Regions from separate parts of the Homo sapiens genome. Here region 1 is linked to region 2. A link is an interaction called in ENCODE POLR2A ChIA-PET data of the cell type or tissue named here. Cell type or tissue: endothelial cell of umbilical vein. All regions are shown on one strand. Each heading gives the region's core, and the rest is flanking DNA. Links, peaks and the distances in the headings are about the cores only. Region 1 overlaps ARHGAP22 (Rho GTPase activating protein 22). Region 2 overlaps ARHGAP22 (Rho GTPase activating protein 22).

The links. Peaks named below come from ENCODE experiments on the same cell type or tissue, not always from the same donor. Only the 100,000 strongest peaks of a DNase experiment are listed, where the experiment ranks them.
Region 1: POLR2A ChIA-PET joins it to region 2 with 13 read pairs; 2 of 35 experiments call an interaction of 5 or more read pairs at or near these places.

The regions. Positions count from the first base shown.
Region 1 is chr10:48,473,769-48,479,149 of GRCh38, forward strand. All of the region lies in intron 4 of ARHGAP22 (Rho GTPase activating protein 22), which reads right to left. Among named protein-coding and RNA genes, the nearest start is that of ARHGAP22-IT1, 35 kb to the right of the region's middle. RefSeq lists enhancers at 2,758-3,052, 5,140-5,381. In endothelial cell of umbilical vein, for the core only: no CTCF peak of the experiment used is centred there; DNase peaks (open chromatin) are centred at 2,853 and 3,603.
Region 2 is chr10:48,530,298-48,535,678 of GRCh38, forward strand. All of the region lies in intron 3 of ARHGAP22 (Rho GTPase activating protein 22), which reads right to left. Among named protein-coding and RNA genes, the nearest start is that of ARHGAP22-IT1, 21 kb to the left of the region's middle. RefSeq lists an enhancer at 3,258-3,798. In endothelial cell of umbilical vein, for the core only: no CTCF peak of the experiment used is centred there; no DNase peak of the experiment used is centred there.

The DNA of each region.
Region 1 (5,381 bases), core at 256-5,255, 57 kb before region 2:
TCACACTTCAATGCAATGGGCTTGGCTAAACCCCTTCCTATGCATATAAATTCCAGGCTTTAAGGGGGCTTGCAGACTCTCTGCAGACAACCAGGCAAGGGATACACATGTTCAAGCACCCACCAGATGCCGAGGCAGCCCTGGGGACCCGGTGACTATTGTCTCCCTTCTCTCTCCTCTCAGAGAGAGCTGGCAAGGAGGTACTGCGCCATGCATCCTTCTGGGGCTGCGTTCCCTGAACTGGGCGTGGAAGTTCAGAGATCAGTTTGAGGAGTATTGGCCTCTTAACAATATCAACTCTTCTCATTCCTGAACATGGGATGTCTTTCTTCTTATTTAGATCTTTTTCAATTTCTTTCAGCAATGCTTTGTTATTTTCAGAATATAAGTTTTATACTTTTTTTTGCTAAATTTATCCCTAAGTATTTTATTCTTTTGGATGCTCCTGTAGATGAAATTTTCTTAATTTCGTTTTCAGTTTGTTCATGGCTACTGTACACAAATAAAATTGGTTTGTATATACTAATCTTGTATCCTTCAACCTTGCTGAATTTTTAATTAATTCTAATAGTTTTTTTGTACTTTCTGTACACAAGATCACGCCATCTGCAAACAGAGATACTTTAATGTCTTCCTTTTAAATCAAGCTTCATTTTATTTCATTTTCTTGCATAATTGACCTGGCTAGAACCTCTAGTACAATGCTGAATAGAAGTGGTGAAGGCAAGAATCCTTGTCTTGTTCCTGATCTTGGAGGAAAATTAGCCAGTCTTCCTCGATTAAGTATGTTATTATCAGTGGGCTTTTTGGAGATGCCCTTTATCATAGGAATTCCCTTCTATTCCTAGGGATAGAATAGAAGTTCACTTCTATTCCTAGTTTCTGGAGTGTTTTAATCATTAAAGGGTGCTGGATTTTATAAAATGCTTTTTCTAGTCTACTAAGACGGTCATGTGTTTTTGTCCTTTATTCTGTTAATATAGTACATTAATTGATTTTCAGACATTAAATCACCCTTCCATTCTTAGAGACGATAAATCTCATTTCATCATGGCGTATAATTCTTTGGATTCAGCATGTTAGGATTTTGTGGATGATTTTTGTATCTATATCCATAAGAGACACTGGTGTTCCAGCAATAATTCTCTGTCCCTCCTACACCATCAATCTTTTGCAATGATGCTTTGTCTTCCAACTTAAAAAAATAAACCAACTTCCTCTTTACCTCACCTCCTCCTCCAGCTGCTGTCCCCATTTCTCTCTTTCCCTTTTCTGCAAACTTTTTGAAAGAGTTGGCTATGCTGACACTCCAATTCCCCTCCTATCATCCTTTCTCATTCCCACTATTATCAGGCATTCCACAAAAGCCCCTTTGCTCAAGTCACCAATGACTGCTCAGCTTTCATCCTCTGGTTGATCTATCAGCAGCACTTGGCTGCAGTTGATCACTGCCCTTGTTCCTTCACTTGGCTCAGGGTGGCTTCTGGCTCTCCTCCCTCTTGGGGCTTGCTCTCTTTCTCACCCCTCTGCTGTCCCTCCACTCGCTCTGTGCTGTCTCATTCAGCCTTATGACTTCAAACCCCATCTATGTGCTGATGGCCCCCTAAATACTCTCTCTAGCCCAGTCCTCTCTCCTGATTTCTAGGCTGAAATATCTACCTGCCTACTTGACATCTAAACTTGAGCATCTTATAGGTATCTCAAACTAGGCCCATATCTTCCTTCCAAATAGCTGCAGTTCCCGTAGTCTTTCTATCTCAGCTAACTCATTAGCTTCCCATTGCTTAGATCAAAACATCCCAGAATTATCCTTAACTTCTCTCATTCATTCTCATACACCTCTCATCCATCTTAGCAGGGGAATACCACTGGCTCTACCTTCAGAATAAATCAAGAATTCAATGACTTCTTATCGCCACCACCACTGGGCCAGGCCACCCTCACCTCTCACCTGCACTGTTGTGTAAGGAGCTCCTAACTGGCTTTGGTCTTTCCTCAACATGACAGCCAGAAGGATCCTGGTAGAAGATGGGCCAGGTTCTGCCACTTCTCTATTCCATGCCATGAGGTGCTAACAGCTCTACCATGATGACAAGGCCATTCATTCTTTGGTCTCTCTCCTCCCCTTTGCCCACTCTGCTCTGGCCACACTGGCCTCCTTGCTGTTCTTCCGGGATGGGCCCCCTACCTCTGCCTGTGCTGTTATCCACCCTTTCTTTCCTTCTACTCAAAAGTCACCAAACCCTAACCCTATCTCTTGTGTTCCCCTCCCTGCCTCTTCTGTCCCCACTGTGCCCACCATCTAACCTGCCATGTGCCTGCTCAGCTGGTCACCCGCCTCCTCTACTAGCACGTGAGAACCATGAGGCCAGTGCCTGTCCCTCCAGCTCGCTGCTGTCTCCTCAGCCCCTAGAACATTTGCGAGTCCATTGCAGGTTGGCTGAATGACCAGATGAATTCCCAAATGAGAGGCACTCCAGCTGTGGCCACAGCTTGGTGGGCTGGGCAGGCCACCAGCAGTGAGGCTCCCCTGACCACTGGCTGCTCCCACTTCTCAAGGGGATGGCTGGGCTGTCCCATCTGCAGCAGGCACGCCACCCACTCCTGTCTGTCAGAGGTGGCCTGCCGGTGCCAGAATAAGCACCCCAGGAAGGGCTCAGGGGCTCTGTTACAAAACAGTCAAAAAAGGACTGATCCTCTAAGCCTCCTTCCCAGGGGATGCAAGCTAATAACAGCTCTGCCAGAAAACCTTCAGGGGCCGACTGAGCCCACCTGCCAGCACCATGCATGCCCAGACACGTCTGGCATCGCTAACTCCTGAGATTTCTGCATTTCCTCTGTACTCCCGGGAGAAAGGAGATAAGCGCCTTTGATGGCAGTTCCTGTTTTAATGGTTGTGAGTTCTTCAGCACACAGCCTGGGAAGGCAGATAAATGCCAGGCCTGGGGAAGGGGTCAGTCTAGGGTCTATGTGGGATTCTGCCAAAGATCCCCAATTCTGGGCAAGCACAGAGGGAGATGGACATGTGGCCGGGGAGCCAGGCCTGCTGGGTGCAGGTCTTGGTGCAGCTCTTGGACGGGCTATTTGGGCCAGGACCAAGCACAGTCTTTGAGGCCAGAACATCCACCTCCACTTCTCAGTTCTGCCCCCTTGCTGGCTGTGTCATCTTGGGCAAGTCATCTCACTTCTTTGACCCAAGTTTCTCCCTTTGTTTCATTTATTTTTTATATGCACACATCTAGAAAAGCACTTAAAGCATAAATATGCAGATAAACATGTCATTGTAAAAGGAACACCTGTGTAACTACCCAAGCCAAGCTAGAGAACATTTAAGATATGTATGCCCCTCTCCCATCCCATCTTAACCTCTTCCCTCCTCCCTACTATCCTGACTTTCATAGCATTCATTTCTTTGCTTTTCTTTATATTCTGTTGCCTATCTATCTATAAATAACAAGTTTACTTCTGCCCTGTGTTTCAACTTTATATAGGTAGATAATACAACATGTTATTTTGTTTGTTTGGGTTTAGTTCCACATTGTTTTTAAGATTCATGCATGTAGGTGGCACTGTAGTGGATTCATTCCCATTGTTGTGGAGTTTCCCACTGTAAGACTGAGTCATAGTTATTTATCCATTGTATTGTTGCTGGGCACTTGGGTTAGTGTCAGGCTATCATCAATAAGGCTGCCATGAACATCCCATGTATCCAAGTCTCCTGGCATACCTGTACACACATTTCTATGTAGGACATGCTTCATATGGAATTGCTGGGACACAGGTGTGCACAGCATCAACTTCAGCAGACACTGCTGATTTCCCTAGCAATATGTGCAAGTTTCTATAGCTTTCTATCCTCATCACGACTTGAAACTGTCTTTTTCATTCAGTCATTTAGTCATTCTGGTGGGTGCATACAAGTATCCCATTGTGATTTAATTTGCAATTCCCTGATTACTGATGAGGTTGTGCGCAGGAGCCTATGTTCACTGGTCATGAGGATTTCTTATTTTAGGAAATGGCTGTCCAAGTCTCTTGCCCACGCTTCTGCTGCCTTGTCTGTTTTTGCCTCATTCATTTGTAGGAGTTTGGGGAGTGAGTAATTTGATGACCACATGTGTTGCAAACGCCTTCACCCAATGTATAGCTTATCTTTTCATTTTCTTAATCTACCTTTTACAAACAGATGCTCTTCATTTTATAAAATATAATTTATCAACAATTTCATAATAGATTAGTGTTTTTTTGTAACTCATTTAAAAATTCTTTCTCTACCCCAAGATTATGATAATGTTCCTTCCCTGGTGCTCAAAAGTGCCACCTGTCATACATCAAAGTCCAACTATGTAAGATTCTGCTTCTGGGCTCTATTCTGTTCCACTGGTTCACTTTCAGCAACCTGGAACCAAAGCCACTGTGAGGCTGCAGAAATCCCTGGGTGGGCTCAGACCTTTCCAGGCCATTAATCTAGGGCCCTAAGTCAAATGTGCTGCAACCTTCAGGGATCAAGGAGACCAAGGCTGACAGTGTGATATCATTCATGAAGCCTGAGAGAACAACTTTCACTCTCAACATTATATTGACTCTTCCTTGTGAGGGATTTATCATTCAATGAAAGGTGGTCAGGTAGACCATAGCCAGGGGTGGGAGAGGAGAGTGGGCAAACAGAGGAGCAAAGGAAGGGGCTCAGCCCATGTGGCTTGTGAAATCTGGAGACTGGCCCAGAGCCCCAAAAGGTGAGTCCCTGCCCAGACTGTGTGCTGATCAAACACCATAGGGAGAAAGAGGACGTCCATAGCTTGTGTGGTCAGAGCCCAGCCAGCTTTCAGACTCCCAGTCTCCACATTCAGCAGGGAGTCGGTGGCCCTGGCCCCAATGCCATGGTGATCCCATTATGAAAGATCTTTTCATGACCACTTCATATGGACACCGACCTAGAGATAGCGACTGCACGGCTGGGAGTCACCTTTCATTTCTCTCATACCCCATGTCCAGACCATAGGCAAAACCTGGCAGCTCCACCTTAAGGATACACCTGCAGCTGGCCACTTTGCACCATCAGCTGCATGCCCACCCCATGGACTCTCCTGGCCTGCTGTGTCTACTGCTGTCCCTCTATGGTCCACTCCTCATGTGGTGGCCAGGGCACCTTTTACATAAATCTGACTCAGGTCCTGTGTGTCTCCTGCTCTGAGCTCTCCTGGTATCCCACTGTATACAGAACAAAATAAAAAATCCCCACCAGGACCCCAAGGCCTTGGTGACCACTCTTACCTCAGGCCCTCCCACTCGCCTGGTCTTCACTCCCTCGGGGCCCCGGCCTTCCTGACATGCCTCGTGTTCCCAAAGCTCGTCCCTACCTCGGGGCCTTCGCACGTGTC
Region 2 (5,381 bases), core at 323-5,322:
CTGAAACTGTAAAAATTCTAGAAGATAACATTGGAAAAACCCTTTTAGACATTGGCTTAGGCAAAGACTTCATGACCAAAAACCCAAAAGCAAATGCAACAAAAACAAAGATAAATAGATGGGACTTAATTAAACTAAAATGCTTCTGTATAGCAAAAGAAACAATCAGCAGAGCAAACAGACAACCCACAGAGTGGGAGAAAATCTTTGTGATCTTTACATCTGACAAAGGACTAACATCCAGAATCTAAAAAGAACTCAAACAAATCAACAAGAAGAAAACAAACAATCCCATCAAAAAATGGGCTAAGGACACGAACAAACAATTCTCAAAAGAAGATATACAAATGGCCAACAAGCATATAGAAAAATGCTCAACATCACTAATGATCAGGGAAATGCAAATCAAAACCACAACGCGATACCACCTTACTCTCACAAGAATGGCCATAATAAAAAAATAAAAATAAAATAGATGTTGGCGTGGATGTGGTGAAAAGCAAACACCTCTACACTGCTGGTGGGAATGGAAACTAATACAAAACCACTATGGAAAACAGTGTGGGGATTCCTTAAAGAACTAAAAGTAAAACTACCATTTGATTCAACAATCCCACTACTGGCTATCTACCCAGAGGAAAGTAAGTCATTATATGAAAAAGATACTTGCACACGCATGTTTATAGCAGCGCAATTCGCTATTACAAAAATATAGAACCAGCCCAAATTCCCATAAATCAAAGAGTGGATAAAGAAAATGTAGTATATAAATACCATGGAATACTTCTTAGCCACAAAAAGGAACGAAATAATGGCATTTGCAGCAACTTAGATGGGACTGGAGACCATTATTCTAAGTGAAGTAACTCAGGAATGGAAAAGCAAACATCGTATGTTCTCACTCATAATTGGGAGCTAAGTTATGGGATGCAAAGGCATAAGAATGATACAATGGACTTTGGGGAATTGGGGGAAAGGGTGGCAGGAGGCTGAGGGATAAAAGACTACACATTGGGTACAATTTGCACTGCTGAGGTGATGGGTGCACCAAAATCTCAGAAATCACCACTAAAGGACTTATTCATGTAATAAACACCACATGTTCCCCCAAAACCTATTGAAATACATTTTTTTAAAAAAGGAAAATATGTGTTGTTTTAAGTCATTAAACTTTGGAGTAGTCTGTTAGGCAGTTACAGATAGCTGAAACATAGGAAGTGATGCAAAATCCTTATGGCTAGCACTGCCTGGCCCTGACAATGTGCCAGGCTAAGAGCTTGACATGTGCACGTTCACTTAGAATTCAGAGCAATCCTATGCATTCGATGTCATCATTATTTCCACTTGCAAGAGGAGGGCACCGAAGTACAGAGAAGTGAGGGCACCGAAGTACAGAGAAGTGAAGTCATTTGCACAAGGTCACAACAGCTAATTAGTGGTTAAGCTCAGATTGGAACCCAGCCCATCTTGCTTTCTAGCCTGTGATCTTAACAATTCTATGATAAATGTTTTTTGGGGAAAAGGAATGGGACTCGATGGTGAATAAGATGGCCTGTGGGACAAAGGCACACATAACTGTAGTTGAGACTTCCAGTTAAAAAAGACAAGCCCTGTGGAGTGCTGGATTGAGACCGCGGGTTATTGCTCCTAGCTTTTCAGAATAATGTCTGTCTCCTGCCAGCCCTGGCCTCTGGTAGAGGGAGCTTGTTGAAGAAGGGCGTGATGTAGACACTTTGTAGACAGCTTATCACAAAACATACCTTTGATTGGCACTAGTAACTCACGGGCATTATTTTGTTTAATTTTCACAATAGCCTGTAAGGGTGATATGTCATCAGATCCAATCTACAGGTGAGGATATGGACACCCGCCCAGGTTATGCGAGCTCTCAAGATCACACAGCTGGTGGGTAGAGGGTAGAGCCTGTCCTCCAATCTGGGCAGTCTGAACACTGCTGGTCACCTTCTTAACAACCACTCACTGACTTCTGCCTCTTGGTGGTGAGGGTCTCATCTGGGCCTGCGTCCCTGCCCCCACCCCCTTCTCCCATCATATTTCTGATCTATATTAGGAGTTTGGCTAAAATTCAGTGTGCACACACACTGTATGTCCACATAACACAGACCCACAGACATTGGAATTGGAAGGTTCTCTTTTAACACAACCTCCTCATTTTTCACAAGCAATTTTTTTTCTTTTTTTATTATACTTTAAGTTCTAGGGTACATGTGCACAACATGCAGGTTTGTTACGTATGTATACATGTGTCATGTTGGTGTGCTGCACCCATTAACTCTTCATTTACATTAGGTATATCTCCTAATGCTATCCCTCCCCCAACCCCCCACCCCATGACAGGCCCCAGTGTGTGATGTTCCCCTTCCTGTGTCCAAGTGTTCTCTTTGTTCAATTCCCACCTATGAGTGAGAACATGCAGTGTTTGGTTTTTTTGTCCTTGTGATAGTTTGCTGAGAATGATGGTTTCCAGCTTCATCCATGTCCCTACAAAGGACATGAACTTATCCTTTTTTATGGCTGCATAGTATTCCATGGTGTATATGTTCACGAGCAATCTCTTGAGGGCCTACTTTGCGCCAGGCACTGTAAGGTGAGTTAGTGACAAGTTGGGCCTGTCCTTATTGAACTCCAGTTTTTGCTCTGAAACAAATAGATATACAGAAGTGATAAGCAGAAATGAGGCTTCTTACACCCTCTCAAAATGTTTTATGCACTTTTAGCACAGTGCATGGAAGCCAACTGCTTTGCCTTCTGATATCTAGTTCAATCTCTGGCCAGACATATTAACAAGAACCCCTGTCCCCGTACTGACCCTCATCAACAGCATTGCTGTTGCTATTCATTTTGCAGACTCATTGTTCTGTTGTTTTTTTTTTTTTTTTTAACTAAGTATATGATTCTGGGGAAGGTGGGTATTACTCTTTTTCTGTTTGAAGCAAGCCCCATACATCTTTTTCTAGAGAAAAAGCTCTAGATCCCATAAGGACTGGTATTCTTTTTTCTTTCTGTTGATGAGACTTGTCTCATTTCTCTTTTTCCTTTGGCTTCCAGGAAGCTCAAGAAAAATTTAAAGCCTGGCTTTGGCAAATATGTAGGTCCTAACAGTCTTCATATTTGTGTTGTGGTTCATGATTTTGAGTTGCTACTTTTATTTGCATTTTCTCAGGCTCTCAATTATTTTGAACTATTGTGGTATCACTATTTTATTCTAAGTCTTCTCAATAGAGGCCATTTCAAATCCTGTGTGGAATAACAAAGGAGTAAACCAGAAGTCAGTAAACTTTCTCTAAGGGGCAGATAGTAAACATATTTAAGCTTTGAGGGCCATACAGTCTCTTTAGCAACTACTCAGCTCCACCATTGTGGTGTGAAATCAACCATCGACACTACGTAAATGAATGAGTGTGGTTGTGTTCCAATAAAACTTTATGTACAATAGCAGGTGGCAAGCCAGATCTGGCCTGTGGACTGTACTTTACAGTGTTTTAAAAGAATTTTAGAGCATCTGGGAAGTAATTTCCTCTTAAGTCGGGAAGTACTTGGCTTAGAAAAAAAAGGAATGGATGGGAATTCTCTCCAAGATGTCTAGTCTCCACTTCCAGGTGACAGATTGTGGAAAAGCAGCTGTGAAAGCTGTCTGGGCAGTTTGGTTCAGGAGAGGAGAGGGCCGTGCCCAGGAGGGGTCAGTCCCTGACAGAGCAAGCTGTGAGGTCTGCCAGTGAGAGTGCATTCTCTGGCACACTGGCAGTGCCCACTCCTTGGAGGGGGAGGCAGTAGGGGCAGAGCTCTAGAAGTGCCGGCCAGCCAGGTTCCCCAGCTCGGGCCAATGGGCCTTCAGCTGCCACGGATGCTGTTCATGGAAGGAATGTGTCTGCAGCTCCAAATTCCCACAGAGAAAGACAAGGGGAATCGTTGGGGAGAAATTCCTGGGCCACATTTTTCTTGCTGTTCATGTGGCCTGAAGCCATTGAACTTGGCCAGCCTGCCCAGGGAGGGATTTACAAAGCCCATTGTCCTTTCCCTGAAGCCTCACCCCCACCCTGCCCCCACCTGCTCTTTCCAACTTTCTTTCCTCCCCCACCCCCAGGAGAAATGCAGCATGGGAAAGAGCAGGAGGCCATGGGGCCAAGAGGGCTCTCTGTCCTTGCCATATGGACAAACACAGCAGAAGCTCCCAAAGGGGACAGGTACTTCCCAGCAGCTGTGATGACATCAGACCCTACCATGCACTCAGGGTGGGAGGCGGTCTCGGTTACCTGAGCAGGAATCACTTAGTGGCATACACGCCACTTACTGTATGCCAAGCACTGTTCTGAGCATTCTGCATAAATTAACTCATTAATCCCTGCAAGAACCCTATCATAATCTCCATTTTACAGATGGGGAAACTAAGGCTTGAAGTGGTTAAGTGATTTATGTGGGTTCCAAATAGTAAGCGGAAAAGTCAGAATTAGAACTGAGGTGTCTGCCTCCAGGGTGATCCTTACTTTCTTACTTCTCACTTTTACTATGTGTGACCCCTCAGCTTAGCATTCTATTTACAGATATCACCTTAATGGTCTGCAGTTATAGGAAAAATTCATTTTACAAAGCATTTGCAGTCAGTCCTGCACACCTTTTAAGGCTCCCAGCACCCCCATGCTATAGAACATGAGACCCTGTATATGAACTAGGCCCATCTGGTGTCTGGTCCACTTAGCTGGGGCATAGTACTGTGCACACTGGGAGTTAACTAGTGCTCCTTGCACTGTTGCTGCTGTGGCTGCTGCTGACACTGTAAGGAGGGACCTCAGTTACCTAGAATGTGTCAGATCCTGGGTTTGTGTTTTCACTGAATCATAAGTCATTGACACAACAACCCTGAGAATGATGTTGATAACCTCCTTTTACAGATAAGGAAACCGGGCACATCAATCAGGTAATTCATGCTTGCTGCTCTAACAGCTCCCAAATCTCAGTGGCTTAATCCCCTAAAGACTCTTCTTGCTCAGGTCACTGGCTCCTGCAGGTCAGCATGAAAAGGGAAGAGGGAGTGGGGCTGCTCCATGTGGTCACTCAGGGACCCAGGCTCCTTCTAGGACCTCAGTGTCCTCCTCTGAATCCTCTGCTGTGAGATGCAGGGAGAGGGGGCAGGGAGTTTCTCAAGGGATTTTAGGAGCTGGTGCTGACAGCAGCCTCAGAAGCCTCAGAGGTCACCTGTCACTCCTACCTGTGTTTCCTTGACCAGGGTTTAGTCATGTGACCCTGTCTTACTGCAGGGAGGATGGGAGGCGGAGTCAATCTTTGCAGCTGCAAGAGAAGCAGAGGCTTTGGCTGCCACACCGGTCCAGAGGGGTGAGGTGCTGTAAGGGACAGTCAGAACT